4 separate regions of the Mus musculus genome follow, and regions 1, 2 and 3 are each linked to region 4. The links are chromatin loops, found by intact Hi-C in ENCODE. Cell type or tissue: heart. All regions are shown on one strand.

The links. Hi-C counts contacts between places; a loop is a spot of excess contacts. Peaks named below come from ENCODE experiments on the same cell type or tissue, not always from the same donor. Only the 100,000 strongest peaks of a DNase experiment are listed, where the experiment ranks them.
Region 1: it touches region 4 in a loop (1.9-fold over the local background); 2 of 42 quality-filtered maps call a loop at or near these places.
Region 2: it touches region 4 in a loop (5-fold over the local background); 5 of 42 quality-filtered maps call a loop at or near these places.
Region 3: a loop joins it to region 4, with 2.6 times the contacts of the local background. A loop is called at or near these places in 2 of 42 quality-filtered maps.

The regions. Positions count from the first base shown.
Region 1 is chr13:67,356,665-67,364,664 of GRCm38, forward strand. Zfp953 (zinc finger protein 953) reads right to left here and starts at 3,908. Exons shown (of 4, transcript NM_001038651.3): 1 at 3,840-3,908. The coding sequence starts at 3,845. Zfp456 (zinc finger protein 456) reads right to left here. Exons shown (of 4, transcript NM_001001186.3): 4 at 6,920-8,000. It overlaps Gm17039 (predicted gene 17039), which reads left to right and starts at 4,001. Exons shown (of 2, transcript NR_167764.1): 1 at 4,001-4,399; 2 at 4,508-8,000. In heart, a CTCF peak has its summit at 3,517; a DNase peak (open chromatin) is centred at 3,967; H3K4me3 peaks cover 1,444 bases; H3K27ac peaks cover 1,021 bases.
Region 2 is chr13:67,447,188-67,455,187 of GRCm38, forward strand. It overlaps Zfp874a (zinc finger protein 874a), which reads right to left and starts at 4,437. Exons shown (of 4, transcript NM_177712.4): 1 at 4,325-4,437; 2 at 2,163-2,289; 3 at 1,634-1,729. The coding sequence starts at 4,330. In heart, no CTCF peak of the experiment used is centred here; a DNase peak (open chromatin) is centred at 4,454; H3K4me3 peaks cover 1,600 bases; H3K27ac peaks cover 1,320 bases.
Region 3 is chr13:67,750,932-67,758,931 of GRCm38, forward strand. Zfp85 (zinc finger protein 85) reads right to left here and starts at 4,271. Exons shown (of 4, transcript NM_001001130.3): 1 at 4,132-4,271; 2 at 1,457-1,583; 3 at 679-774. The coding sequence starts at 4,137. It overlaps Zfp85os (zinc finger protein 85, opposite strand), which reads left to right. Exons shown (of 3, transcript NR_027969.1): 2 at 2,057-2,263; 3 at 3,648-5,907. In heart, no CTCF peak of the experiment used is centred here; a DNase peak (open chromatin) is centred at 4,100; H3K4me3 peaks cover 1,476 bases; H3K27ac peaks cover 965 bases.
Region 4 is chr13:67,522,782-67,530,781 of GRCm38, forward strand. Zfp87 (zinc finger protein 87) reads right to left here and starts at 3,450. Exons shown (of 4, transcript NM_133228.3): 1 at 3,296-3,450. The coding sequence starts at 3,301. In heart, no CTCF peak of the experiment used is centred here; a DNase peak (open chromatin) is centred at 3,420; H3K4me3 peaks cover 1,930 bases; H3K27ac peaks cover 1,291 bases.

The DNA of each region.
Region 1 (8,000 bases), 170 kb before region 4:
GATCAAGGAGAACCCTCCTCCACTGCTGGTGGGTTTGCTAACCTGTACAACCACTACAGAAATCAATTTGGCACTTTCTCAAATAACTGGAAATAGTTCTACCTCAAGACCCAGGGCATATACCCAATAGATCTTCCTGCACACCACAAGGACCCTTGCTCAACTGTGTTCATAGCAGCTTTATTCACAACAGGCAGAAACTGCAAACAATCAGATATACCACAATGGACGAATGGAATACTACTCGGCTATTAAAAACGAGGACATCATGAAATTTGCAAGCAAATGGATGGAACTACAAAACATTATCCTGAATGAGGTAACCAAGACCCTAAAGGACATGCATGGTATGTACTCACTTATAAGTGAGTATTAGCCATAAAGTACAGGATAACTAAGCTATATTCCAGAGACCTAAAGAAGCTAAATAACAAGGAGGGCCTAAGGGAGGATGCTCGGATCTCACTCAGAAGGGGAAATAAAAGTCATCGGGAGTGGATGGAGGGGAGGAGGTGGGTGGGGAAGGGGATAGGCAGGGGTATGGGTAATGGGGATCAGGTGGAGAGAGAGCCTGGGAGAGAGGGCCAGTAGAGTGAATGGAATTCGATGGTGGGCAGGGGAAGGGGGATCTTTGGGACAAGTCTGAGACCAGGGATGCAAGAGGCTTCAAGGAGTCTATGAGGGTTACTCTAGCTGAGTTTCTAGCAGTGGGGAATATGGAGCCTAATGTGGCTTCCTACTGTAGTCAGGCAGGACCCCCATTGGAGAGATAAGGACACAGATCCAAGGAGAAAAACTGACCCCAAATTCATCCTACCTACAGGAAGTGCAAGGAAAAAGATGGAGCAGAGACTGAGGGAGTGGCCAACCCTTGATTAATCCAACTTGAGACCCTTCCCACAGACAAGAACCAATGACTAACACAATTAATAGTACTCTGTTAGTATTGCAGGCAGGGGTTTCCGTTAAATGTCCTCTGAGAGGATCAACCAAGCATCTGACTGAAACAGATGCAGTGACCTACAACCAAATTATTAGAAGGGGCTTGGGGAGTCTCATAGAAGAGTTAGTGGAAGTATTGTAGGACAAGGAAAGGATATGGGCTCAACAAAAGACCAACATAGTCAGTCTGTTTAAATCACTGAGTCCTTCATTCGTATCATCAGTCAGAGTAGATTCGGATGAAATGAAAAGAGCCTGCAAGGAGAAGGGAGGCACTGCACAGCATAGGAGACTGGACTCCTCCCTGAGGAAGAGGAAGGATGCCCACCTTGACAGTTTACTGCCTGGATGGTAGCAGTTTCAGATGCGAAGGACAGTGGTAGATAAGCTGTCATATTCTATCTGTAGAACAGCAGTAGTGCTGTTCTCAAAAGATTCATGTGAATTCAGCAGAAGTCACCACGAGGTCATGTCAGAAAATAATCGTGAAGAGTATGCAAACAAAACTACCATTCCCTGCAAATACAGAGGAATACTCAAGCCAGGCAAAGAGGGGAATCCTTTCCCACACAGTCAGTGGAAACAAGTTTCTAATCCCCAAACACTAGTCATTAACAGAAGGATGCTAGTGGAATTTGGATTTAAGATTTCAAATATATCTGATACAACTTCTTAAAGCACATTTGTAAGTTGTCATAATTAGAAGAAGTGAATTGGATGGATTTCTGTCAGGTCACTGGTGCTCAGAACTGAGACCAACCAGAAGAAGTAATTACCACATTAAAAAAAAAACCCTACGTTTTAATATTCTTTTTAAACCACGTGTCTCAAATAGCCTAGGCTCACAATGAATTGACTATGAAGGAGAGGGTGATTTTGAACCCCAGGATTCCTGACTCCTCCTCAAAAAGCAGAGCTGTCAGAAATGAGTTACAGACTAGGCTTAAGTTCACTTATCTGCCATAGAGCTGTTTAATTTAAAATATATATGAATATTTGGTACCTGGAAGTTATATATAGCATGCGGCTGTACCCTCTCTACATTGTAAGGAACATGTTTTGATGTACAAGGCAGCACAAGATTCCAACTTCATATACTCATAATTTTCCTACAGTTTAGCAACATTTATTAGGAAATATCTATTACTCTAGATATGGCAAGAAACTCATTGAAAATCCCATTAGTAGAACAAGGTTGTCTGAAGCCCATGCTTTCTGGGAGTAGACTTCAATGCCATAAGCCAGGCTCCGGCTCACTAACACTCAATTGGACTGAGGAGTGACAATATAAGCAAGATCACTGAAAATAGTGATAGGAGCTGTGGAGGAGAAACCCTGCAAAACACACACACACACACACACACACACACACACACACACACACACACAAAAACCTGTGTGTACTCTGTGAATGCAAAACTCTTACAAGGAGTCTTTGTGTGCAGACACTGGTGGCCCATGTGGAAGTTCACGGAGGGGCAGAGCCTGGAATTCTGCAGGTTCAGGGTTAGCTGTCTTACCTTGGGTTGGTTTTCTCTTCAGGGACAGTCATTACCTCACTCTATAGTGGACCACACAGCTTGTGACAATAGATAAAAAACCTCTCAGAATCCACTGACAAGGCAGAACATGAAATTCTATCAGTCCAAAAGCTAAAACCTCATCAGATGGTATCTTAGGTAAATAGAATATCTCCGATGACTCTATGAGACACACACCAATGTATTTTAAATTTTCCTTGGTTAATGACATTCTCTGTTCTGTAAAACCATGAAACTGCCTTGTGTTGAAGCACAGAATTTGGATTAACCTAAGTCTGTATTCTCAGATAATGGCCACTCAAAAGGCTGACTAAACTGTCTCTTAACCCTTTAAGAGGAGAACTGCATTTTGCATGGACAGGAACCTATGTGAAAATTATAAGACCCCAAGTGTGCCAGAGCTTTCTGAATTTTTCTTACAACCACAGGAAAACATGAGGAAATCATTCTAGAAATGTCCAGTGAGCAGCAGTAAAGCTGGGTGCCAGATACAGGGACAGAGTGCATTTAAGAGAATTTAGATATTTCTGATAATGTGAACAGACAGAAGAAAATCATGTGACCAGAGGAGGGCCATCTCCTTTCTCTTTCAGAGACATTCCAGTCCCTTCCAGAGATCATGAGTTCCATTTCTCTCATCTCACCAAGTCATCTCTCATATCTGAGAAGGAGTCCAAATTTTGGACAGAACACATACTAAGAATTGTTGAGTATTATTGTCTAGTGTTTTTTTTTTTTAGCAGAAGGGCAAAATTCATAATTATTTGGATTGTGCAAACACTGGTTCATATCAATTACAGGACTACTCTGTGGCTATACAGCCATGTATTGTGGTGATTCAGGTACAGGATTATACATCCTGAGTTCTTATTCAACCCGAGGCATCCATAAATCTAACACTTTATTCCAAAGGAAAAGGAACTAACATTCCACACAACAATCACCCTCACGGGACTCTTTGTCCCTGGCACTAGGAACTTTAGGAAGATTTGTGAAGTCAAACTCCAGTACTAGATAGAACACAGAGTATAGGAGGCGCTAGATGTCCAAGTGTTCTAAATCTCCTGAGAATCTGACTACAGCCACGTGAGAACGGGTCAGCTAGGCAGAGCATATTTCCCCAGTAAAGATGAGTGCGCTCCTTTCAGCATCTCAGAAATAAGCAGTCAGCAGACCCAGCCTGCCCTTGCCATCCTGTTGTTTCCAACTTTCTTCCCTAGCCTAGGTCAGCACAACATCTCCAGGTCAGCAGCTTGCCCTGTCTCATAACAAGCCCAGATAAGCTCCTTCCGTGCCCGATACGCCACCCTGCACAGTCCCTCAGATCTGCAAGGTTGCGGTGTTCCCTGCACCAACCTCCATGTCAGAGATCCAAACGAAGGTTTCAACAGGACAGACGCCTAACTCTGGGGAGAAGTTAAGTTTGAAAATCAAATGCGGAAGTTTGATAGCAACGGCCAGCCTTCTGATGACGTCACAGGCATCCGGACTACATTTCCCACAAATCAGTGCGAAGAACTTCCATGAACCCACAGAACTGGGTTGTTCACCTGCTGGTATCCTGACTGTGATTCCTTGAAGTTGGGAAGAAACAGTCTTCTGCACTTGGGCAGTCACAGGGCATTTGGATTCATTTAAAGTTCTGTGGTCCCAGCACGCAATGTTAGCCTGTGAGTCGACCCTTTCACAGTGATGTTTATCAGGTTTCTTAGTTATTTCTGCTAGAACACCGTGATTTTAAACTATCTTACTACCACATGGAAAACTCGCACTTTCATGACTTGCTTTACTTAAAAATATGGAAGCAAGAGCTAATTTAAGGTGCTCTTGAAACCATCCTTGGTGACCCTGCCTGCTACGCAGCATATCAGGTGCTTAAGACAAAAGACTTAGAATTCAAAGCCAGCAACCATCAGGTATTTTCTGAGCACTTGCTTTCCTCTGCATCTCTCCCAAGAGGAGGAGCAGAGCTCCTGGGATCGCAGTGGTGTATGTCCTAACTCTTGGTCCATTTTGTATTATAGGATTTCTGCCTGTGTTAGGTTTGATGTTCCGTATTGAATTCTCCGTCTCTCATGTGAGCCTGTCATCGTTCATATTTGGCAATATTTGAACATCAGTGGTATCCGCCTTGAACTTCCGTTATTTCTCCGAAGCAGAACACCGAGATAATTCCTTCTTGAATACAAAGGTATCAGAAATATGTTCATAGCATTGCCAAATGAGGTCGGTATATTAAAGAAGTTACACTGGAAACATACAATATTGAGAATTCCCATCTCTTCTTGGGAAGGTTTATTCCTGTGAAGTTCAAGCTTGAGTCAAAGTTACAAACCCCATTGCAGAAAAGGCTTCATACTTCCCTGATATATTATGATTCAAAAGGAAGCTGTTTCAGAGCAAAGACTGTGCAGAGTCCCTATTGAGTTCTTTGTCAGGGAGTGTGTTTACCTATGGATGCAGAACACCTTCCTCGATTTAGAGAAACTAGAGTCAAGAAGCAGTACATTCACCTGGACACTTGATTGGCATGTCTGTTTAGAATGAGGTCATGAGTGGTCTGTCCTCCTCCTGAATATTGCAGTGGAAGGCATTGTCAGCAACCACAAGGACAGAATTTCTGAGCATAGCAAGTTTTCTAATATGTGTATGTGTTGAGGTTCGGTGTGTTGCTATGTTTTGTTATGCTAAATTCTCTACTCAAAGGTCTAGACTCTCTACTGACTTCTCACATTTACAAGGTTCTGTTGTGTAAACCTTGTTCCTTGATTTAAAACTACTGGATAAATCAAATTGGCTACAGCCAATTACTGGAGGGATTTGAGGCAGGTGAGTTTTGAGTTAGCTGGTAGGAGGTGGAGAAGAGAGAGAAGGAAGAGACACCAGGACAAGGAGGAGGAATGGGAAAAAAAGGACGAAGCTGCCCTGGAGCAGACGGACCATGAGCATGTGGCCAGGAGAAACTGCAACTTCCACTGGGAAGGCAGCCAGGACAGCAGTTAGAAGAGTAGATTAAGGGTTGCAGCTCAGTAATTGTCAAAGCCAAATGAAATAACCCTAATCCGAATTGAGTTTATTTGTAAGGCGTAACCTTAAATTGGTTATATTACACATGTATATGTGTACATCTATGTTTGTGTCTGCTACATGCACACCTACCTTAGAGGGTCGTCATTCACGTGAGATGTGCCCATCCTTGAAGTTGCAGCATCCATTTACAAGTCTTCTGCAGTCTCCATTTCTTTGCATTGTAATTGTGTGATTCAATAGGAGGAGGAGCTACCATAGTGTAGTCACAACCTGAACATGTGATCAAAGAAGAGCCTAATTCAGCAGAATATTAGGGACCCAGGCATACTTATCAAAACATCTAATGGAACCAGATATTCAGGCCTAATATGTTTGTTTAGACCAAGTTCACCATTTTAAGTTTATTTTCTACTGTCATTTTTTAACATCCTGACCATTTAGTTTTCTCCCTTTGAAACATTCTCCAATAGGTGCCATGTTTGACAAAATCACTTTAAAATCTTTGCTTACAAACTAAAGAGATTGTTCAATAGTTGAGAGTAATTACTGTCTTATAAAAGATGAGTTTGTCTTCTAACACACTTGTAATGGCTTTCAAGCACATATAAGCATTAGTTCTAGAGGATCAGATATCTTCTTTTCACATCATCAGGCATCAGTTGTAGAAAAGATAGGCACACAGACAGACACACACGGAAACAAATTTCTAGTAAAGTGAAATAAAATGTATAATTGAAAATTTATGCTGCCGATGGTGGTACATCCACCTATTTTGACTAGACAGGGGTCAGAGAGAGCTGGATCTCTCAGTTGGAGGATGGCAATTTATAGAGTGAATTTCAAGAATATCAATGCAGAAACCCTGTCTGGAACAAGTACAATAACAATAAGAAGTAAAACCAAGGCTTCATGTTTAGAAAACAATGATATTTGAAAGGAATATTGTTTTTTTAACTGTTTAAACATAACACAAATTGTTAAACACCTACCAATTGCCATTTTAAAAGATAGATACTTTCACCAGCAAAAGCCCACTGAAATAGAGCCCTTCCTAGTGCAGTTCTCAAGAACCCCATGTCTACCATTTTGGCTGGCTTGAAGTTTCAGAGGTTTACTCCATTATAATCATGGTGGGAAGCATGGCAGCATGCAGGCTGACATGGTGCCTGAGAGGAAGCTGAGACTTCTACATCTTGATCCAAAGTCAGCCAGAAGCAGCTTATGTCCCACATTGGAGATAGGTAGTGATACGTGAAGACACACACACACATACACACACACACACACACACACACACACACACACACACACACACACACACATGAATGACCTGGAAGCCTGTCTCTACAGTGACACACTTCCTCTAAAACTCCATACCGACTCCAATAAGGCCCCATTTCCTATTAGCATTCAAAGATATGAGTTTATGGGAGAAAAAAACGTTTACAAAATATCACATTTCAGGTCCTGGTGCCCATAAGCCTCTGATTATAACACAATGGAGAATGCATTTTGTCCATCTTGAAAACTCTCCACAGTCTATCACCATCTCAACAGTGTTTAAAAGCAAAGTTCAAAGTCTACAACATTTGGGATCCACAATCAGGACTCCTCCAAAGGAATAGTTTCAATTCTCCAGCTCTGTGCTCTGTAGCCCTTTAAGCTCTGGCTGGTTCCACTCCATTTGTACTTCACTTGTTGGAGATTATCCTATGGTACTGGCATCTTCAATGCACTGGGGTTTTCCATTGCAACTAGGCTGTAATTTCACCAATCACCTCTCATAGGCTCTCCTCATGGTGACATGCATCAACTCTTTTGCATGACCTCTTCAATCCTGGGCTTTCAACTACCAATGAGGCTACACCTTCACCAATACTCCTTTTTATCATCTGATTAACATCACCAGTTATTAGTTACTGTCCATGGAATGAGCTTTAAATTCAACCAGAAAATAATTGGTCACTCCCATAACTTTGCTGTCCCTATTGCTCCACTGGCACTTCAATTTGCCTGACCATTTATTCTACTCCCTGTGTTCACTGCTGGGTAAGACTGTTTATTCAGGTACTTCGATGGTAGCATACCTAGATTGTGCCACCAATATGAAAGGTAGCCAGCAGACAGCAAGCTTCTCAGTTGGTACCAGCTGAGGGTATAAATGAACAGCCACTATTCATCAAATGAGAATTCTATCTTGACTTCAGAACTGGCAAATGAAATAGCCCATGTGAGAGTTACAACTTTTCCTTATTAATAAGCCAATAAGGGTATTCGTGAGAAAGCTTGGGCTTCCACTCAGAAAGGATCTTAATAGGGAAGGGAGTGGGGGTAGAGTTTTAAAGGTCAAAAGGCTGCACTCACATCACATGAGATGTATAACAAAGGGTTGTGTTTTGTTTGGTTGATTTTTTGTTGTTGTTTGGTTTTTCCCTGTACCCCCGCACAATGGACAGTTTTTTAGAAGGAATCCTTTGTATACATATA
Region 2 (8,000 bases), 76 kb before region 4:
GAAGGATGCTTCATCCTCATCAGAGGGAAAAATCCACCAGGACAGCATCTCAGTTCTCAACATCTTTGTCCCAATAGCAAGGGCACCCATAGTTGCAAAAGAAACTATACTGAAACTTAAATCACACATTGACCCTCACATATTAATAGTGGGAGACTTCAGTACCCCACTCTTACCAATGGACATGTCATCCAGACAAAAACAGGGAAGAAATGGAGCCAACAAATGTTATGAATCAAATGTACCTAAAATATATACAAAAGAACATGTCATCCAAACATAAAAGAATATACTTTCTTCTTACCATCTCACAGAACCTTCTCCAAAATTGACCATATACCCAGTTACAAAGCAAGATTTAAAAGATATAATAAAACTGAAATACCTCCCTGTATCCTATTGGACCACCATGGATTAGAGGTAGATTTCAATAGCAACTGAAAGCCTACAAACTCACAGAAACTGAAAACTCTCTACTGAATGGCTACTGGGTCAAGGCAGAAAGTAAGAAAGAAATGGAAAGAAATTCCTAGACTTGGATGAAAATGAATGCCTAACATATGGAAATTAATGGGTCACAAGTAAAGTCGTCCTACGAACACCACACTAAACGACTTTATAAAAACATTGGAGAGATCTCATTCTGACTACCAACGTAACAGCACATCTGTAAGCCCTAGAACGAAAGAAGCAAACATACCCAAGACGATATACGGCAGGAATAATCAAGGAAACAAAGAGTTGGTACTTTGAGAAAATCAACAAGATGGACAAACTCTTACCCAAACTAAGGAAAAGACACAGAGAGAACATCTGATCTAACAAAATCAAAAGAATTTTAAAAAAAAGGAAGACATAGCACCAGACTCCAAAGAAATCCAAAGAATTATTAGGTCATACTTCACTGGTACTTCATAAAATTGGAAAATTCAAAATAAATGCATAATTTTCTTCATAGATACCACTCACTGAAGTTATGTCAAGATCATATATATAATTTAAATAGACCTAAATGCCCTAAGGAAATAGAAGCAGTGATTAAAATTCACCCAAGCCAAAACAGAGTAAGGCCAATGCCTCCCTTCAGGGTGAGAAGTTCTGCCGGACAGTGGTGGCACAACCTTTAATCCCAGCATTCTGGAGGCAGAGGCACGCGGATTTCTGAGTTCGAGGTCAGCCATGTCTACAGATTGAGTTCTAGAACATCCAGGGCTACACAGAGAAACCCTTTCTCAAAAAACCAAAAAAAAAAAAAAAAAGAAAAGAAAAGAAAAGTTCTTTTTAGGTCAGCCTGTTCTTCATAGCCAGCAAGTAAATGATTTAGTGTGACTTTATCTGACGAGCATTGGGTGGCATCCCTCTATGTCTTACATTATAATGTATACTCAACAAAATGAAGAACTTTGCATGTTCCTTAAATATAAGCAGAGCTTACCAGAGAGGAACTATAAACTTGATACCTTAACCATTGTAAACATCTGAGTGGCTTTTCATTATAGCAGAAGAAATTAAAAGCAATACCTTACAAATAATTTCTACCATAACAAATGTCTCAATGTTCATGGTAAATCCTGGCTTTCCTTCGTATCTTTGGATGTCTCATCTATCATCTGACCCACTCACTTCTACACACCTGGAGGAATGGTGGCTGATGTTTGGCTTTTCACACCCGAAGATCCTTGGTTTTGCTCCAGAAATGTTACCAAGTATGGTTTAGCAACAGCAAGACCTGTTTGTAGGAAAGAGGAACAACATTATTTGAGTGTTCTTCTACTGGGACTAGTATGGTTCCGTCTAGAATACTGCTTATAAGAAAAGAGATGATGGAAGTTAGAAAATCAAAAAAATTAATTATTTACATGTTTCTGATTGGTATATTGGAATACTGAAGAGGCACTTATACTGACCTTTATTTAAAGGGAAAACATTAAAAATTCAATTGCAAAATATTTATATTAACTTTCTATGATTCCCATGTAAAGGAAACATACTTCCAACACACACAGGTTACAAACAGAAGAGAAAGCAAGATGATTTTTAGCTATAGGTCAGTCTCCCCACTATTTCCTTAAAAGGAAGGATATAATAGAAAACTCAGTGAGATATTGCATCAAAGGGGGAAGCTAGACACTGATGGTGAAGAAGATAGATGCAATCCTCACCCAGGAAATCAAGGTGGCTGAAATTCTCCAGCATCACATCCCTGTACAGATCCCACTGAGCAGGCTCCAGGCATTCTTTCTCTTCTGGAGAAAAATCAATGGCCACATCCCAGAAGGACAGCATTTCCTGAAATAAGGACAAGTGAATGATATCACACTGTTAATCAATTTAAAGCACTAGTAATAAAATACATACAAATAAACTGCAGAGTCATAAGCCAGTCTCCAGGTCACAAACCCTTGGTTTGACTGAAAAACAGCAAAACACAAAACCACACACAAAGGACAGGGTGAGGAGCCCACCGTGCGCCAATCAGGTGTACAGGGCTGTGTTCCCTTCACAGACCTTCATGCTCCCTCCAAATCAGTAAAATCCCTAAGCCATCAGGCCTCACACCAGCTCATGTCTCCATCCTGAAAGGGGTTCACACACTCACATCACCATCCTGGATGGAATAGGGAGAGTTGGTAGTTTCTATTATTTTTCACTCCACATGTAGGCTTGCTATGGCAATGCAACTCTCAGAGTCTCCTGTGATGGCATTGTTATGCCCTCCGATGGGGATGTTAATGTAAGGATCAGTAGACATTCTTGTTATGATGTTGAAAACCAGGATCTAACACTGAGATGTTGAAGGGAAAAAAAAAATCTTCTTCACAGCAGGGCCAGACTTACAGTCTCTCAGCTAGGAGAGACTGAAGAGGCTATGACATCCAGAAACACAGAGAATTTATTGGGGAACATAGATGTTTGGTTCAACAGTAGGTTAGTCATTCTGGACAGACAATATGTACACAAAACCTATAAATCAGAACTGTACATTTACAAAAGAGTTTGACCAACTGAAACAGGCAGCGTGTGTGCAGTGTTAACACGAGGGCACCTCTGGTGTCCTTTGTTAACACCTTGTGACAGGTTTTTCGATCTCAGGCTTACAACCTCTGAGGCAAAAGTTTTATCTCTTGTTTTACTTAGGGAGATTTTAGTTCATCCTCCACTGAGAAACAGCTCAATATCCTTTCAGAAAACATCTGTGTCATTTCAAGTGAGGAATTAAACACTTTCCACGAGAGATTCCTAATCCAAGTGAACCATCTGTAAATTCACAATTCATTTCCAGGTAAGTGGAGGAAACATCACACACCTCAATCTCCAGTACGCAAAACTCTGACCCTGGAACCTAGCAATTTCTGTCACCTCAAAGCAAGACAAGAGTTATTGCATGTGTGATAGTTAAAAGCTAGCTCCATTTCCAACTAAGCTGTTGTACAACACAGCAACAAAAACAAACAGCAAACAAAAAACCAAAAAAAGAAAAAAAAAAAAACCCACATAGCAGAAAATCCCCAGAGTTGAGATACTTGTGGTGTGTGCCTTTAAAAATTCCAACCCCTATCTTCCCTTTTGCAGCAGTTCTCAAACTGGCAAAGGAGATTGTGGCTCTAAATAAAGCAGTTTGGGTTGTTTTTTGTTTGGTTCTCTCTCCTCTCTTCTCTCCTCTCCCTCTCCCCCTCCCCCTCCCCCTCTCCCTCTCTCTCTCTCTCTTTCTCTGTGTGTTTTTGTGTTTTGTTTTTCGAGACAGGGTTTTTCTGTGTAGCCCTGGCCGTCCTGGAACTCACTTTGTAGATCAGGCTGGCCACGAACTCAGAAATCCGCCTGCCTCTGCTTCCCAAGTTCTGGGATTAAAGGCGTGCGCCAGCACCGCCCGGCTGGTTTTATCTCATAATTCCTAGTTTTGTTCGGAGTTTTTTTCAGTGGTCTTGAACTCCGTGACAGACAGCCATAAAGTACAGAAAGGACCAGATCTCCTCTTAACTAAACTTACTGACAGATCCAGTAATATCCACGTGAGAGTGACCCAGCTAATGCTTCCACCAGAAAGCTGGAAAGTGTACGCCCAGAATCACCATGCCCAGGCAAAGACCTTCACCCAGCCAACACTGCCCAGGCAATCCTTGAACTTACAAGCTTCTCCATTCCTTGATTTCTGTCAGTCTAACGCAGGGGTCAGTCCCACCAACCCCCGCAGCGCCCTCTCACCAGCCCTGTCCAGAAAGCTCCTCCAAATCAGCTCTTCCCAGCTCCCATTCCATCCGGTCCCTGTTCCTTCCGGAACTATGCACCCCGCACAGACCCTGGGATGACTGAACCCTGGACCAACCTCCATGTCAGAGATCCAACGGGAGAGCACAGCAGGACCAGAGTCTGGCCCAGCTTTGGATAAGAGCCGCACATGCTTACTAAAAGATGAACTGTTTACTAAAAGTGCAGACCTGTGACGTCACCGTGCTGCAGACTACATTTCCCACAAGTCTGTGCGATGGCGTTGCAGGAGTCCTAGGAGAGTGAGTTGTATTATTTAAAGGTCCTGGATTTCTACATTGATGTGTGTCTGCAATGTAGTGTCACCTACTTAGGAAACAAGGAGACCATGAACTGTGTCCAGTTCTAACGAGCCGAATGTTTATGTAAGGTGCCGCTTTTCCGGATTTTCACTGTAAAGTTCTTAATTCCTTAATTTCCGTGGAGTTTACAGCTATTTGAGGAACCACCTCACTGCCAGTTAAGTGGCAATAAGCTAGTTTGCAGAAACCAGACCATGCGTTAATCATTTCAAAAGAGTTTTACAATTTTCTGGAGGAGGGAAGTTGCCAGGAACTTATCTTTTAGTAATTTAAGAGCGGGTGCCCGGCACACAATAAAGTTTCCTCACAGAGGACAAAGAGCAAAAGCAGGGACTCAGGCTGCTTTTGACATTCAAGATTCACAGCCTGCGGTGTCTTTAATCCCAGCTCACTGCAAGCAAATTCAGGCACCTCTGAGTTCCAGGCTGCCTTGTTTACAGTGAGTCCCTGGCCTGCCAGGGCTACACAGTGAAACCCTGTCTCAAAACAAAACAAAGAACAACAAAACCAGAAATATCCAGATTCATCACAGAAGATATTTGTGAATCAAGCCTTTCCATGTTTTGTTTGTTAAGTTTACAAGTTGTTGCTCATCAATATGTTTATTTTAATCTTCATTCTACATATTATAAAATGTTACTTAAGCTTGCAAAAAAAAAATAGAAAAATAGACAAAAGGAACTTGCCAGATGTTATGGATATGCCTTCAATCACTTGGGAGGCAGAGACAGGAGAAACTCTAGTTCTAGGAGAGCCAGAGGCCTGTACTGGGACTGTCCCAAAAAAAAAGGAGGAGGAGAGAGGGAAATAGTATGTTATATTGGCAGTTTTCCTTGGAAATAACAGAATCCCTTCTGGGCCAAACCAAGCTGCTCTGAGCAGCCTACTACCCAGGGAACCTCCACTCTCCTGCCACCTCTCCTTCACCTCCATCAGACTCCTGAACCACAGGTAAGGTTCCCTTCCCCAACCCTTCTTCCCTGCTATCTGAGTCCTCTGGGGCAAGCCAAGCTGCTGGAGCAGCCCGCCATCCGAGAGGTCCTCCATTCTCCTGCCACATATCTGCCCACCTTCATCAAACCTGAGACTCCTGAAGCATACAGAACCACAGGTTCGCAACCATACAGCCCAAGGCAGCCCATCAGAGGCCTGCCACACCAGGACCATCCAGGTTCACCTTCCTCTCAATCCGGCTACAATGAGAACATCCATGGAGCAAAAGCATCTAGATGGCTAAAGGCCCTCGAAACAACACAATCAACACGAACCAGGCCAATGTGACACCTCCAAAGCACAGCTACCCCATGACAGACAGCAAGCCCTAGTTATCCTGATCCAACCAAACCACGAGAAAACTGTAGCAGCTTGAGTTCTCATGCTAATCAGGTTACTCAAAAACCTGTTTCCAGTGTCCTGCACATAGGCTAAAGGAACACTGCCCCCAGTTGGCTCTGGTTGGGAAATAGAGTTAACAGTGGCCAATGATGGAAGGGAGATAGAGGCAGGACTTTTAGGATCCCCAGGCAAGAAACAAGGGAGAGGGAGCTGGAGAAATGACTCAGAGGTTAAGAACACTGACTGCTCTTCTGGAGGTCCTGAGTTCAAATCCCAGCAATTACATGGTGGCTTACAACCATCTGTAATGAGGTCGGATGCCCTCTTCTGGTGTGTCTAAAGACAGTGACAGTGTACTCATAAGCAGTATACATGTAAAGTATACATAATAAATAAATAAATCTTTTTTATTAGATATGTTCTTTATTTACATTTCAAATGCTATCCCCTTTCCTAGTTTCCCCTCCAAAAATCCCCTATCCTCTTCCCCCTCCCCCTGCTCCCCAACCCACCCACTCTCGCTTCCTAGCGCAGGCATTCTCCTATACTGGGGCACAGAACAAGACCAAGGGCCTCTCCTCCCATTGATGACCGACTAGGCCATCCTCTGCTACATATGCAGCTAGAGCCATGAGTCCTGCCATGTTTTTTCATTGGTTGGTGGTTTAGTCTCAGAGAGCTCTGCTGATACTGGTTAGTTCATATTTTTGTTCCTCCTATGGGGCTGCAAACCCCTTCAGTTCTTTGGGTACTTTCTCTAGCTCCTTCATTGGGAACCCTATGCTCCGTCTAATGGATGAATGTGAACATCAACTTCTGTATTAGTTGGGCACTGGCAGAACCTCTCAAGAGACAGCTATATCAGGCTCCTGTCAGCAAGCTCTTGTTGGCATCTGCAATACTGTCTGGGTTTGGTAGTTGTTTATGCCCCAAGTGGGGCAGTTTCTGGATGTTCATTCCTTCAGTCTCTGCTCCAAACTTTGTGTCTGTAACTCCTTCCATGGGTATTTTGTTCTCCCTTCTAAGGAGGATTGAAGTATCCACACTTTGGTCTTCCTTATTCTTGAGTTTCATGTGTTTTGCAAATTGTATCTTGGGTATTCTGAGCTTCTGGGCTAATATTCACTTATCAGTGAGTGCATATCATGTGTGTTCTTTTGTGATTGGGTTACCTCACTTAAGATAATATCCTCCAGATCCATCCACTTGTCTAAGAATGTCATGAATTCATTGTTTTTAATAGCTGAGTAGTACTCCATTGTGTAAATGTACCACATTTTCTGTATCCATTCCTCCATTGAGGGACATCTGGGTTCTTTCCAGATTCTGTCTACTATAAATATGGTTGCTATGAGCATAGTGGAGCACGTGTCCTTATTACATGTTGGAGCATCTTCTGGGTATATGCCCAGGAGTGATATTGATAGATCTTCTGGTAGTACTATGTCCAATTTTCTGAGGAAAGGCCAAACTGATTTCCAGAGTGGTACCAGCTTGCAATCCCACCAGCAATGGAGGAGTGTTCCTCTTTCTCCACATCCTTGCCGGCATTTGCTGTTACCTGAGTTTTTGCCCTTAGCCATTCTGACTGGTGTGAGGTGGAATCTCAGGGTTGTTTTGATTTGCATTTCCCTGATGATTAAGGATGTTGAACATTTTATTAGGTGCTTCTCAGCCATTCAGTATTCCTCAGTTGAGAATTCTTTGTTTAGCTCTGTATCCCATTTTTAAATAGGGTTATTTGGTTTTCTGGAGTCCAGCTTCTTGAGTTCTTTACATATATTGGATATTAGCCCCCCCTATCAGATCTGTTGGTTGCCATTTTGTCTTATTGACAGTGTCCTTTGCCTTACAGAAGCTTTGCAATTTTATGAGGTCCCATTTGTTGATTCTTGATCTTAGAGCACAAGCCATTGCTGTTCTGTTCAGGAATGTTTCCCCTCTGCCCATATCTTCAAGGCTTTCCCTCTCCTCTATAAGTTTCAGTGTCACTGGTTTTATGTGGAGTTCCTTGATCCACTTAGAATTGAGCTTTGTACAAAGAGATAAAAATGGATCAATTTTCATTCTTCTACATGCTAACTGCCAGTTGTTGAA
Region 3 (8,000 bases), 230 kb after region 4:
GGCTAAGGAGCATGTAAATGGAGTTAGAGATGCTCATCTGAGGTGTTAATGTGTTACTAAGGCTGTTAGAATGGTGTACACATTTTCTGAGTCAGAGAAAGTAAGGTCTGTTATAATCTAGACCCTCCCAGGAAAAATAAAAGGACAGGGACCATGGAGATGGTTCCACAGTCAACATGCCTGCCTCACAAGCATGAAGACTGGAGTTTGTACACCAGAACCTTTGTAAATGTAGGGTGGGTATGGTGGTCAGCTTGTCATTCCAGGCGTGACGAGGACTAACTCTAAGTTTGACTGAGAGACCCTGTCTCACTGAACAACATACAAGTGCTGTCAAAGAAGAGTCTCGACATCGACTGTGGTCCTCCTCAGGCACATGTGTACATGTGAATGTGTATGTACACACACTGGCAAACACACACACACATGCAAATGTGTATACAGATGAGAAGACACACACACAGATACAAGAAAACAAGTTAAGTAAATAACGGACTTTGTCAGCCACTGTAAACACATACAAAGCTTCTCAGAGGGAAGGAAGAGGATTGTCGGGGTTAACATCATGAAGGAAAAGCCCCTTGATAGTAAGAGATTTCCACCAAAACACAACTTCTCAATACATGTTTTACAAATTGACTTGTCACTTGTGAGCTCTGCTCACTCATTCCTACACACCTAGATGGATGGCCGCTGATTCTTTCCTCTTCATGCTCCACGGATCTGAACTCTGCTCCAGAAATGTGACCAGGTATGGCTTAGAGAAAGCAAGACCTGTTTGGAAAAGGAACAAGAGGCTTGTCTCTTTTCCAGGAAATTAACATTTGAATCAAGTTCTCTGCATAGAAGAAAAATGTAGAGATGATAAAGGACTGTGGGAAATTTTATGTGTAATTATTTCTGGAAAGTCAGGATGCATAGGAGTAACTTACAACCTACAGATCCTGACCCTCATGATAAGAAAAAGTATTAAAGCTAACAGGTCAGACATTTTCTTTAATACGTGTGTCCTGTGCTTCATGGCAGCTTCTAACATTGCCTCTGCGGGTGAATACTTTGCACATAAATCTGTTAAAAACACAAAAAGAAATGAGTTTCTTGGCTATGTGAACAAGAGTTTGCTTTCAAAATGGCCACACGGAACAATCAACAAGCTAGGCAATGGTGGTGCGTGCCTTTAATCCCAGCATTTAGGAAGCAGAGGACAGGCAGCTTTCTGAGTTTGAGGCCAGCCTGGTCTACAGAGCAAGTCCAGGAAAGCCAGTAGCACACAGAGATACCCTGACTTGAAAAACCAAAAGTAGTAGGGAGAAAGAAGGAAGGAAGGAAGGGAGGGAGGGAGGGAGGGAGGGAGGAGCTAGTTAAAAGCACAAGCTCCCATGAACTATTCTTCAAAGACAGGCAAGCAGTCCCATGCTGACAGTGAAAAAGAGTTCACAATGGAAGTGATCCTCACCCAGGAACACAAGGTTGCTGTAATTCTCCAACATCACTTCCTTATACAAATTCCACTGAGCAGAGTCCAGACATTCACACTCATCTGCAGAGAAATCAATGGCCACATCTGTGAATGACAGAAGGTCCTGAAATAGAAATAAATGAATAGTATAAATTACACAAATAGAACAATTAATGATGTTAATACCAAAGTCAGCAAGCATAAAGTCACCTTTTGTGCAAGGTGAGGGGAGAGCTAGAAATGGTTCTAAATTGGTATGTAATGTTGGTTACATTCTTATTGAAACAAATAATTTTACATTTAAATTGCTTAAAAGCCTGTCTTCCAGGCTTCTGAAATACACACTACAGGACTGTCACACACAGTCACGATTCTGTGCAATAGTACCCTAAGTGTCATACTCCTACCTGACTCCATTGTGCACACGCTGGCCAATACTTCCTGTGCCTCTCTCCCTCAGATCACTGGCCCATTGGAGACACCTGTGTTATTTCCAAATTCTGTGAGATTTATTTCTTTGGAGTCTCTCTATGGCTAAGATCATCTTTTACTTGCCTTTCCAGGTCTGAAGTAATAATCCCATTCATATTGTCACAGACAATCCCCCCTGTTCTGAGGCTCAACTGGACTACGCTGCACATAAGTGCATATACATGTGAACCAATGTAGCGCCTCTACTTTCCTTGCTTTGCAAGACCTTCTGCAGCCTGTCAAAAGATTTCCTGATGATGACGGCACAATGCAAAGTCACGGGTGTTCCCTGAGCAGTCTGCAGCAGTTCTTTCTAGCTCCAAATTTTCAGATGTGAGTAATATAGCATGAAGTAACCATGGAAATCAGGGAAGTATAAAGGGAGCATGTGGGGAGGGGCATGAGAAATGCGTAGCAGGACACAGGTGATCTGAAGTGGGAAAGGGAAAACCTACGGGGAAGGGGGGTCAACTGGGAAAATGGTGGGAGGTCAACACAGATGGAGAAAGGGTAGAATAAACCTGGAGGGGGTTTCAATTGGCAAGAAGAAAGGAGGTCCATACAGATGGAGAGGAAGGGCGAGATAAGGAAAACGAATACCAAACCTCATGAAATCATATTATTTTATACTTACTGAAACTTATACACTATATATTATATGCAAACTTAGACAAAAACCACAAGAGCTCTCAACCCCAGAGCTAACTCTCTAGGCCTCGTGATGTTTAACTTTTTAAGTCATTTATTTTTATTTTTGTGCATATGTTGTTGCCATCTTGTATGATGGTGCACCACATGGTTACCCTGGAGACCAGAAGATGTTATTGGTTCCCTGGAACTGCAGTTATAGACAATTATGAACCACTGTGTGCCTGGTGGGGGCTGAACAATGTTCCTTTGCTAGAGAAACAAGTGCCTCTATTTAAAAAATAAATTATTTTTGATAATCTTAGGTAGCACACGTAACCTTAAATTTGACATTTTCTTTTAAATAGGTCTGTTTGATAAATATATTAAATATAAATGTGTATATGTATATATTAAATGCATGCATGTGTGACCTGTGATATAAGCATTTTGCTGTATCACCTCTACCTTCTAAGAAACGGGATCTAAGGTACAAGAAAATGTACTTTTCACACCATAAAATGTAAAATGACATGTTCTTAGTTTCCTGAACATTAATGGCATTGACTAGAAAGTGTCCATATTATTGTAATTATAGTTAGATAATACATAGAAAATACTGGTATTATGATAATGTAGTTTAAAGCCCATGCTTCTTAGGTATAGATTTGAATGCTGTAAGTCAGTCTCCAGCACACAAATCAATTTGACTGAAGTGTGGCAAAAACAGCACAAAGGACAGAGTGAGCAAAGGCTGTATACAAAGCACGGGGTGAGCAGCTGGCTGTATACAAATGCCATGGGGAGCAGACTGTTGTATACAATCACAAGACCTTTAGTGAGCCACATTTCTTCAACCCCATCTCTCAATCTTTCCACACAATACAAATACCTGGGCAACTTATCTCTCCTTTCACAAAAGGAGTCCAAATTTCTGACATCGCAGTCTCTGGTGCAATTGTATGTGGTAATATTCTCTAGTATTTTCCACTCTGCAGTGTTGTAGGATCAGTGATAGCTGGGAAGGTACAAAGCTCAGAGTGCCCCCTCGATGAGAATTTTTTTTTTTTTTTTTTTTTGCCTCATACAGGTGTGTGAATGTGAGGGTTCTGTCACAGTGGGTAAAGGAGTGATTCCTATCCAAAGTGAGCCGCCCTGAAAACAATTTATCACAAAGAAAACGGGACGAACATCCCATACACCAAACTCCCCCGCCAGAACTCACTGTCCTGGAAACTATGAGCCACACGAACTCAAAACAAGAGTCCTGGGCCTGTCATAGAATATGGGAGGGCTCAGAAAAACCCACTTGCTCTAGATTTCCTGAGGGATCTGACAACAGCAATGTGAAAGCTAGTAACAGCAAGCTTCCCCAGCCAAGGTGCTGTGTGAGCTTTCATCACAGCCTGTCTCTGGCATGGTCAGCCAAGCCACCCCTAAGCCTAGATCTGCACTGCACATCCAAATGGGCTTCTCTCCGCCTCCTGCCCAGCCCTCCCCCGCTCCCTGCACGCCGGACCCGCCTACCCGCAGAGTTCCTGGATTTGCAAGTCTAGGCTGCACCCGGGACCAACCTTCATGTTAAGCGCGAAGAACAAGCCACACTGTCCCAACTTTGAGAACACCGCAGAGTTTGGAGAATCACAAACGTAAAAAGAACCCGGAAGCACAGAGAGCAGAGTCCTGTCTAGCGGGGTCATACAGAAAGAGAGAGAGAGACTACATTTCCCAGAAGTCTACGCGAAGGACTACCCGGAACCAAAGAAGGCAAAGAATTTAAAGCGCATGGATTGTATGTAACTGGAATTAGGCTGCTTTTAAAAATCCCAAATTTACAAAGGGCATTTTGAGAATATGAGTCCAGCCTTTAACGGTAATATGTATTAGATTTACTTCTTACTCTGATCAATGCTGTGACTTAAAAAGCTCAGGGGTTCCTAGAATCTTATGGGGGGCAGAAAAAAAATCACATTGAGTCAATTTTACTTTAAAATAACGGAGCAAGAAGCTACTTTAGGGCACACCACAAACTCTTTAGGATAGTTTTTGAAACCAAGTTTCCTGGAAATATTCTGAAATCTCAGCTACTCTGGGGTTTGAGACAGAAGAATCACAAGTCTATGTCCCAAATTACACAGTACCAAAAGAGATGGGGGCTACTCACTGGTGAAGCACTTGCCTGGAGTGAAGGAGGCCTTGGTTTAATACCCATTATGACACTAAATCAAAGAGGAAAAAAAAATAACCGAACAGATTTGATGTGTACACTGAAATCCACGGTTTGGGGCGTGGACTAGGGAACACAGATGTCTCTTACCTATAAGTCCCAGAAACCCTTTGAGATTTTCATCTGTCCTTAGTCCCCTTGTCCACACGTTCCTCCGATATCCGTGTAAACAATTTAACATTTGAGAGAGCTTCACCAGATTCTCTTTCACAATCTCATACAACTATTCACCACCAAATGTTCTTCCTGGCTCCTCTCCCAGTTAGAGGAAAACTGGTCTTGGAATCAGTATGGTGTGTGAACTGACTCCTGACCCACTATCCAACACTCATCATAAGATTTCTCTCTGTATTACTTCGGATCTGCCCTATTCAACTTCCAGTCTCTTTCTGGACTCCTTACATTACTCCCATTCATGTGGAAGTACTTAAAGGTTCTTTTGTTTTGTTTTGTTTTTTGCTTGAAGTTCACTCTATTCCCTCATCTCATAACACAGGAATGAATCTTCCTTTAATACAAAGGTATCAGAAATATGTTCCTGATCATACAGAATGAACTCATTGCAAGAAAGGGGCTGGACTGACACCACGGAGTGATGGGACTCCCTATCTCGTGTGTATGTATTCCTGTACTGGTAACATCTGAGACCCAACGATAAACCCCACGAGAGGAAAGAGTTTGTTTTCGTGCCATGGTCACTGATTCACAATGAGATTACTTCTTGGATGAGAGAGTGGGAAGATCAGATTGTTCTTTTTTTGTTTCATCACCAGAAAGAAATTGTGCTGGGTTTTATATCAATTTGACACAAGCTAAAGTCATCAGAGGAGGAAGCCTCAGTGAGAAAAAGCCTCTATATGGTTGGGCTGTGGGCAAGCCTGTAGGGCATTTCATCTTCACAATAAGTAATAGATGTAGGAGGGCCTAGGATGTTGTGGGTGGTGCCAACCTTGGGCTGGGGTCCTGGGTTCTCTAAGAATCAGGCTGAGTAAGCAACACCTCTCCATGGCCTTGCATCTGCTCCTGCTTCCAGATTCCTGCCCTGTTTGAGGTTCTGTCTTGGCTTTCTCCAATGGACAGTAGTCCAGGATATGTAAACCAAATAAACCCTCTTGTCCCCGTGATTGCTATTCTTGACACTTGACTACTTTCTGGAATTAACTGGATTCCGGAAATGGAGGATACCCTGTGAGGGATTTTTCTGCTTGGTTTGAAGTCAGTGGTTTCGCTTCTAGTCCAGTCTTTTGAGATAGGGAGGCACATGACTTTGATCCCAACCTTGAGCTGGGAAGATACACCTTTCATCTGGACCACACCGTCTTCTCAAATCCTATAAAACAATGAGTTTTAACCTGTGGGTTATGTCCCCCTTCAGGGTCGAACAATCCTTTCACAAGAGGGGAGATGACTGGGGTGGGACTCGGTTAAAGCAGGACAGAATCCATCCCGCTCCTATGTGAAGATGAGGTAGGTCCAAGTGATTCTTGGGACTGTAGATGCTGGATCCCTTCAGACACTGATGGTCCTGGAATGGTTCAATGTGGGGACTATAAGACAGGGGAATCTACTCCTCCCCCACAGGGCCCAGAACAGAGAGAGTCTAGGAATCTTTCTTAGGATTTTATTCAGCCTCTGAGTCATTGACTGGATAACTAAACAGAGGAGCCTTGCTTAAAAACACAGAATTTCAGCTAAGGAGGAGGGAGACCCAGCAGTCCAAACAGTCTGGTGTCTCCTGTGCTGGCTAGTCTTACGTTAACTCAAAAGGAAGGGACCTTGAGAAAATGTCTCCATAAGATCCAGCTGCAGAGCATTGTTTTAGTGATTAACTCTGAGGGTGTATCCTTATAGATGCTGTCATCCCTGGGCTAGTGGTCCCATGTTCTATATGAAAACAGGCTGAGTAAGCCATGCTGAGCAAGCCAGTCAGGAGCACTCCTCCATGGCTTCTGCATCTACTCCAACCTTGAGGTTCCTATCCTGACTCCTTTGATCATGAACAGTGATATGGAATTTTTAGCCAAATAAACCCTTTCTTCCCCAACTTGCTTTTGGACATAGTGCTTCACCGCAGAAACTTTAACCCTAGGACAGAAGTTGCTACCAGGACTGTAGAGTACTGCTGTGACAGATACGGCCATATTGCTGGGGGTTGGGGGGAGTGTGTAAGGACTTTGAAACCTTGTCCTAGAAGAGCCCTTGAGTATTCAGAGCTCAGTGAGCTGTTCTGAGATTTGAAGATAAGAATGTTGGAAGCAGTATAGTTTACAGAATAATGGCTTGTGAAATTCCAGAGGGAAACAAAGACTCTACCAGGCCACTAAGAACCTGTGGCGTCAGGTCCATTGGAGCTGAAGAATCACCTGTGATTAACAAGAGACCAGAACCGATAAAATAAAACCTTTGTTTTTCTGAGACAATTAATGTTGGTTAGCTGGAGCTGAGAAATTAGCAGTGATTAAGAAGAGACCAGCATCATGGAGGTGAAATCTAGTGCTTCCAGAAAGTCAGCACACAGAAATTGTGACCACAGCTTGGCAGCCTCACTTGGTAATTTAAGAGTCACCCAAGTGGTACTGGTCTTACAGCCATGAAGAGGCCATGCAGAACAGCTGAGGCTTGGCACTGTGAGAAGCCAGGAGAGCCATTGGAGAACGTGCAGTCTTAGTAGCTGTTGAAGTCTCAGATTGAAGGGGTCATGAAGAGAAGTTGAGGCTTGACATCATGAAGACAGGCAAGGAGATACTATTGGTGAAAGTGCAGCTCAGTTGCAGCAGACAGCACCAGAAGTTTCAAAGTGCCAATACTATGGGACGACTGCCAAGGACGGCTGCAGGTGTGGAGTGGAGCTGTCTGAGCCTAGGAAACAAATTGTGTGTGCTGCAAAAGGAGGAGCCTGAGAAGTGTCATAAAGCTTTTGCAGATTGTAAATGAATACCAGATAATCAGACATTAACTTATTTACACTTTTGGAGTTTGGTTTTGCTTTGTTAGGACTGTGACTGTGCCCCTGGTTCTTCCCTCTTGAAGGAAGAAACATATTTAACTTACTTTTTTATTTTATAGGAGCTCATAGTTGAGAGAATAAATATTTAAAGATTTTAGGGTTTTAAAGACTCTGAATGTTAAAGTGTCTGACTTTGTAAAGACTCTGGACACTTTTAATTATTATTTTTATGTGCATCAGTGTTCTGTTATTTCTGCGTGAGAATGTTT
Region 4 (8,000 bases):
GTCCGAAATCATGTTATCCAGCACCTGGAATGCACTCCATTAGGGTCACCGACAGCCACCATTCTGGGTTACCGTTCCACTAGCTTCCTCCTCCTGTCTAACTTCACTAGAGCATACATTCACCAGTGTCTCCTCAGGCTTCTCTTCCAACTGACACTGACCCACATTAAGTGTGTCACACAGCAACCATTTTTGGTTTTAGTCAACATATTCTGGAATACTACGACTCCGAGTATGGAACTAGAATCCTGAAAAGGATACGGCAGACCATGTGTCAGATTTCCATGAGAAACACAGACTGTAAATTTATTTGGACTATTACTTCTAATATCAATGTCAGATGCCTTATTCTATATGATAGATGTCTAAGTATATTTATATATGTTTAAAATATTCAGTACACTGTTAATGCATGCTCCTAATGAAATATTAAGTACAGTCGATCATGTAAACAGTTGGGACTCAAACTCCTACCCATGATTTTTATGTACATAAACCTTCATACAAAAATTTTATGTACCTAAAAGAGAACAGTTAAATATAGTCTTTGAAAGAGTCTTCTAGACACACATAATGTCTCAACTCACAATACACCACTGTATTTGAATACAACTATGGAAGGGCTCATTGACAGAAATATTTACAACAGAAATGGAGACAATGATGAAAACCTGTACTTCTCATTCTTATTCCTTGAATATATTTTTACCTCCTATTTATATCTTTCTCAAGACTCAAATTTCTTTTTCTATTGCTTCTCTCCATAGCTTCTGACATATATCAGAACGACCACCAGGAAATGAATGTCATCACTCAGCATAACTTCCCTTCAGCATTTTTCAAGAATGACATGCCTAATACAAGGTTACTACATGAGAAAAAAAACCAAAAACCAAACCAAACCAAACCAAAAACCCATTAATTCCTTCCCTCAGATGGTCACTCAGAAAAACAAAAACAAAAATAAAAAGAAAGGGGTCAGGAATGGAAACCATGAAATATTAGACTCCTCCCCAATGAGGAGGAAGAAGTCTCAATTTAGCAGTTTGGTTTCGTGGCTGGATGGCACACCTGTGAAGGGCAGTGGAGGATGCGGTTGCCATTATCCGTGTGTGGGACTGGAATTCCGTTCAGGCTAAAGGTAAAGAAACATCCCTCACATAGCTGAACCTGTGCAGTGAGGACTAAGAGGGAAGTGTATATCATGGAGGCTGCACCAGTCAAGGATTAAAGAGGGAAATGGGGAATGAATGACTCAAGTCCCAGACTGAATGTTTAAGAAGCACAAATGGGAAGAATTCCAGGAAAACCAGAAGACACATCAAGAGGTCCCAACAGAAACTAATACAAATGAACAATCAGAGAAAATAAACATTCCCTGCAAATGTGGAGGAATCTTCAAGCAAGACAAAGCGTAAAGTCCCTACACACACAGTAATGCAGAGGACTATCTATCTGATCACCAAAATTTAACGCCTTTAACAGAAGCATGTGAGCAGGAGATTTTTAAAGTACACATCAAATACAGTCAATAAACCTTCTCAAGTATATGTTTTAAATGTGAGCCATGTCAGTTAGACGGAATTCTGTCAGGCTGGTACTAAGCCAAGTGACAGAAGCCATCAGAAATAGTGTATCCATGAACTGTTTTTTAAAACCTTTAATAATTTTTACACAGAATCGTACTTAGCTTAAGTTCATCTTGAGTAATCTATAATATGGAAGATGACCTTGAAGTCCTAATCCCCCGCCTTCACTTCACAATGCAGAGATAACAAGGATGCTCCAAGAAGAGGCTTCAGTTTTGGTTTGGTTTGGTTTCTTTCAATCACAGGTGTGTTTAAAGTATATATACTGGAAAGGTCTGTAAGTTACAGGACAGCATGCCTCTGCTTCATGCCTACTTCTTAGGAAACCACTTTTGGTTCACAAGGTAGTGTACTCTTCCCACTTTAGATAATGGAAAACACAATGCTGTTCTTGTCCTGTAGGCCAGTGACATTAACTAGGAAGTCTCTGTCTTTTACATAACAGTTACATAGTCCACAGAAATATTCATACTGAAGGTGGCTTAAAACCCATGTTCCTTATGAATAATAGGCTTTAATGCCACACAAACACTTGATTTGACTTAAAGTGTTGTGAACTACAAAACTATACAAGAGACAGGCCAAGGAGTCTATTATGGGCAAGGGACCCTAACTGAGCAAAAGCTCTTCAAATTCACCTTTCAATCTTTCTGACGTGGATAAACTGGCAAATGTTCAGGGAGCAACAGGGAACCTGAGTGCCACAGTCGGGGCAGTGATAGAGTAGTTGTTAAGGGAGGTTTAGATGTGCAGTGTCCAGAGATAGAAGAGAAGCTCACAATTGAAGAGCAACGTAAACACTGTTAGGTATTCAAGGTCACTTCTCCTCCCCAGGGACACTCAAGTCCTTTCCCCGAAGTCACTAATAATCTCCAGGCCATCTCTCTGCTCCCATCACCCCCTCATTTGTTTCAGAAAAGGAGTCCAAGCTTCTGACATTACACAATCTCTGACATAAGTGGATACGGTATTTTCTAGTATTTTACTCTACAATGTAGGATCAATAATATCCTGAATAAGCCTTCTCCTTTAGAACATTAGACTGTCTCTACATGTGAGTGTTAAGTGTGAAGATATAGATCACGGAGGTGGCCATGAAATATTCTCATTCAAAACAACACACCAAAAAAAACCTAACAATTTATTCCAAAGAGAATGGTACTAACATCCTATACACCAACCTCCTTAGCAGAACTCTGTCCCTGGAAACGAGGAGCAGCTATTAACTCAAACCAAGAATATTAGGCTGGCCATAAATAGGAGGTGCCAGATCTCCACTCGATCTAGAAGTTCTGAGAAATCTGACCACAGTCAAGTGGCCAAGTGATCACAGCCAACAGACTTCCTAAGGCAAGCAGGAATGTGGGCTCCCATTTACACCTCTGGCGCAAGGAGAGGGCCGGCCCACCCTGCGGGGGGGCAATACTGAACCTTCCACCATTCCACATTTCTGTGCTACAGAGCCAGCTCTCCCACCCCAGAAGCGTATACAGCCGCGTCCTAACAAAGCTTTCACTCACAGCGCCACCCCCATACTGCTCTCCCCACCCAGATTTGCATCCAGGCTCAGTTGGCCCAGCTTAGGTCAGCAGCACAGCATCACCAACTCGGCTTCTCCCTGCCTCTGGTCCACCTCGGCTCCGCTCCCTCCAAGCTGGACCACTCCCCTGCACATTCCCTCAGGCTGCACTGCTCCCTGGACCAACCTCCATGTCAGAGATCCGATCGAGAGCGAGGAGCAGGACACAGCACCGCTAACTTAGGGGAAGACAAACGTCTGCAGACGGGATGCGGAAGTGCGGTTCGCAGAGCGGCTGCTTGTGACGTCACAGAGGGCACGACTACATTTCCCAGAGTTCTGTGTTCTCCCTACTGACAGCGGAGGAGGGTGGAAAGAAAGGAGAGGTGTCAGCACTGGGACAAAAGCCCACAGTCAGGCTGCTTTAAAAGTTCCGGTTGTAAAACGGACGTGCTAGAACATCCGTTGAGGCTTTGATAGGAGGGGTTATTAGTTGTATCTGGTCAAACTGTAGTTTAAAAACTCGTCTACTAATTATAAAATTGGAACCTGCACCAAAAGTTGACAATCATTTAATTGTACTTTAAAATAAGGAAACAAGAGGCTAAAGTGGAGTGAGTGCTATTACTTAGAGATGCTTTTTGACATCAACTTCGGTGTTTAAAATGAAAGGATTACAAATCCAAAGCGTTCTAGGCACTTTACAGAGACCTTGTCTCAAAATACAAAGTACAAAACTAGCAAAGGGGGTAGACTACGTGCCTAGAATGAAGGAAGACTTAATTTAATGCTCAACTTGTACATACTCCATTTTTCCATGTGTGCTGACAAGCCTGTGAGCATACATGCATTAGACTCCACAGCTGGGAAAACAAACAAAAACACTTTCCTGTGAGCACTGGAATCCATACAGTGAAGGAGGTAGGTCAGAGACATAGACGTTAAAAAAAAAAAATCTCTGAACGAGGTTATAAGTACTACCCTCACATTTACATGTGAAGACTTTCCAGAATCCATTGGTGGATCCTTGATCTCTCCATTTGTCCCTTGCTTACACTTTCATTCATTAATCTGCATAAGAACTTTAATTTTATGAGAACTATACCAGAACATCACCCACGTCTCCCTGGTTCACCACAAACAGAGAAGTGTTTAACAGCAGGTGGTCTCTGAGCCTGTGAGTATCTCTTCTGCTTCTCTCCCAAGGAGGGCACAGTTCTTAGCATTGTACGGACTTCTGGTCCATCATCCATTGTAGAATTTCTCTCTGCATTAGGCATGGGGTATCTTGCTCTGTAGACCAGGCTTGCATTGGACTCAAAGATCCCCCTGATTCTGCTTCCCAAGTGCGGGGATTAAAGGCATGTGCTACCACTATCCATGGTATTTTTATCACTGTGGAGAACTCAACTTCTCTTTTCCTACTTAGTTCTCCTTGCAGTGATTAAGCATGTGTTGTAACCTCCGAATTGCTGATACTAGAGAGATACTTTAGTGTTGTGCACAGTTTGTCTCTGCATTTTTTGCTCCCACCCCCCACCCCCCTGGCCAGAAGCTCCCATCTTCCCTCTAGCCCTAGACAAGTATGCTACACAGACAGCTGGTTTCTGTGCTGTGTCCTCCTGCAGCAGCCTGAAACTCCCTCCCCCCACCTCTAGCATTAGAATGGCACTACCCATAAAACTCCCCCTTAATGAGGACATTCTGAGGAGACATCCTCCCTGCCTTTGTGTCTCTAAAAACCAACACTCCTGCTGAGGAACTGCAGAACTCCAGGTGCCTGTCCTTGAGACCTTAGAGAAATAACAAGCTCAAGGGAGACCATGGGGAAAAAAAAGTAAACAGAGGTCAAGCTCTCCTTAAATGCTATTTTCCCACTGGACTTTCTCCTTTCAGATGAATTCACACTTTTGGAAGAATAGAGTCTTTCATGGACGGGGGTCTAGGCTTAGGGCACCTTTCCTGTTGCCTCAATATGGAGAATTAGGGTTCCCCGTTTAGAGCCATTCTTTCAATAATTACCTAGAATTTCAAATGGCCTTTTCTGTAGTTTGAACATGATGAATGAAAGATAACAGCAGCAGGAAGACACCTACTGATCTTAGGAAAGAACTCAGGATAGCTGCATCTCTGCAGCACTGACTTGCAGGCAGCTCCACAGGGGAGGGAGACTCCTCACCTATACTCTTTACCTCATGTATAACCTGGGCGGGGCAGACCTGTGGATTTTGTAAATATCTCGTAATTCAAGATGCCTATCAGCGCTTGCTCATTTCCTGAGTCTTAATGAGCCTCCTTTTAGGAGTGAAACTTCGGGTTCAAAAGGAAGTGCCACACAAGCACTCAAATTCATCCTGCGCACTGTTGGACATTGGTTCTAAAGCTTTGAATCTGCGTGTCCAGATGCTGAGGGTCCTTGTCCCCAGCTGGTTTTTGATCTATCAAAGATGTCAATGGCCAATGGCTGGGCACAGGGCGGGACACTTAGAATTCTGTGGGTAGGATGCCGAGAGGAATGGGGCAGAATCACTAAGACCCCAGGAAGACAGAAGGAACAGATTTAGAGCTACAGCCTGAAGATCATCCGAAATGTAGGAGAAAAGGGAAAGTGGCCTCTGGAAGGGCTGCCCAGAATCATGTTGGGCAGCAAAGACCAATGGGCTTCACAGGAGGAAACGGGGCAGCAAAGTTAAAAGTAGATGTGGGGGCAACAGGCTACGCACACATAGCCTGGTTTCTCCGGAGAACCCGATGGGTGGTAATTCCCACCTACATGGGACGGTAGGGTTCGACCATGTCTCCTGGACCCCTGGTTCCTGTTAAAGTTACTGCCCGCACAGCCCCCACAGGGGAGGCATGGCTATCAGCCACGCAGGAACAGCACCAAGCCTTCCCACATGTAAATAAGGTTTCCCCCAAACTCTCAGTCCAAGCCAATGAGAGGTACGTGCTGTCAAACCCTGAATCACCCCCAGAACTGTATGTAAACCCATGCAGAGAATTAAAGGTACACGAGAACTATTCCTTTGTCTGAGTCTTTTGTTCCAAGAGCTGTAACACTTAGAGACCTTGAAGAGCCACCCGCCGCACTCCTCACTGGACTGTTGGCCTAGCCTGACCTGACTCAGTTCAGAGGAGCTCAGAGTTACACAGTGACCTGGAAGGCACGGCAGACTTCGTCTTCCTGCCTGCATTAGATTCCCTTTGCTGGAACCTTTCCACCCGGCCTGGACAGAGATCTCCGTGAAAAAACTCTGGCACCCAGGCCCACAAGTAGATTTAGAAGGTGTTGAGCCAGGAGTACCAGAGGGAAGAGCATGCTAGCCATGGGAGGCTAGTGCCCAGCCACTGAGCTAGTAAGGCATGTTAAAAATAAGCTAGTGTGTGTGGGTGGGTGGGGGTAGGGGTGGGGTGCGCACATGTGATCTGCCAGGAGCACAAAGCGGTGAAGCAAAAACTCACTGAAACAGCCCACCAGCACATTTTCATACTTTTCTTCTTAGCTTTTTGCTGCTTCTCACTGTAGACGTTTGAGTGAAGTGAGAGCCATGTGATGGCCTACTAAGACTTTTCTGTATTGAAATTTCTCTGCCAAACTAATCAGCCTCGCACCTTTGAATTCAGCCTCACTTAGTATTCAAAACTTGGGCAGAATGAATGCAGATTCCTTGCCTGAATATATCAATGAGCATGACTGAAATTTCAGATAGATCCCTTTTTTCCTTCTGAAACCTCTTTAGTCAGCTGCCAATGTCCATCTTTTTCAAGGCAGTCCTATCTTTGAAACTTCCAGATGAATGTATCACTAAGTAATGCTTTCTGAGCTCTATAGATTGTCAATGTTAATGATCAAAATCCTGAAGACTACTTCAAGGTCTGCTCATGGCCTACCTACCTGCTCAATGCCCTACCTTCTAGGAATCAACTTCTCTCATATTTTGCTTTCCTTGTTTCTGTGATAAAGTATCTTACTAAAGTATATTTAGGACAAGTTTATTCCTTTTGGAGCATAACTTGAGGACACAGCCTTCCAGTATGAGGAAAGCATAGATGGCAAGAGCAGAAAATGGGGTTGGAGAGATGGCTCAGTAGTTAAGAACCACTTAACTACTCTTCCAGAGGTCCTGAGTTCAATTCCCAGCAACCACATGGCAGTTCACAATCATCTGCAGTGGGATACAATGCCCTCTTCTGGTGTGTCTGCAGAAAGTGTCAGTGTACTCACATATGTAAAATAAATCTTTTTTAAAAAAATAGAGCAGAAAATATTGCTCACATTGCATTCCCTGTAGCAATGAAGGGAGCAATGGAAGCTTGTGTTAGGCTCCATCCAATTTTTAATTTACAACAGGGTCCGTTGCATACTAAAGTTTCTGTATTGCTTTGCTTTCTATAGCTGAGATAAACACCATGACCCAACACGAGAGAAAAAGGTCTGTTTCATCTTAGCATTCCCAGGTAATAGTTAATCACTGAGGAAATCTAGGGCAAACTGAAGCTGATGTGGCCATCCCTGTTTTAGTGTGACTTTCAAACTAAATAGCACAGAGTGCATGACTGTTCACTTGATGAGAACTAGAACCACAGAGGAAACAAATTTCTGGCATGCTTCCCACCACGATGATAATGTACTGAATCTTTGAACATCTTTGCCATTATAAGAGTTGCCTTGGTCATGGTGTCTCTTCACAGCAATAAAACCCAAGTTAAGGAACCAGTCATTCCCAGAAATTTGACTCCTCTGTGAGGTGTCCTGGTAACTAGTTCTGGCAATACACCTTATATTTGTTACAGTGCCTCAACTTAGAAGATGGTCTTTACGTGACCACACTGGACAGGAATGTGCAGGATTCTACAAAATTTAATCCAAATTGTGCCCAGTGAACAAATTT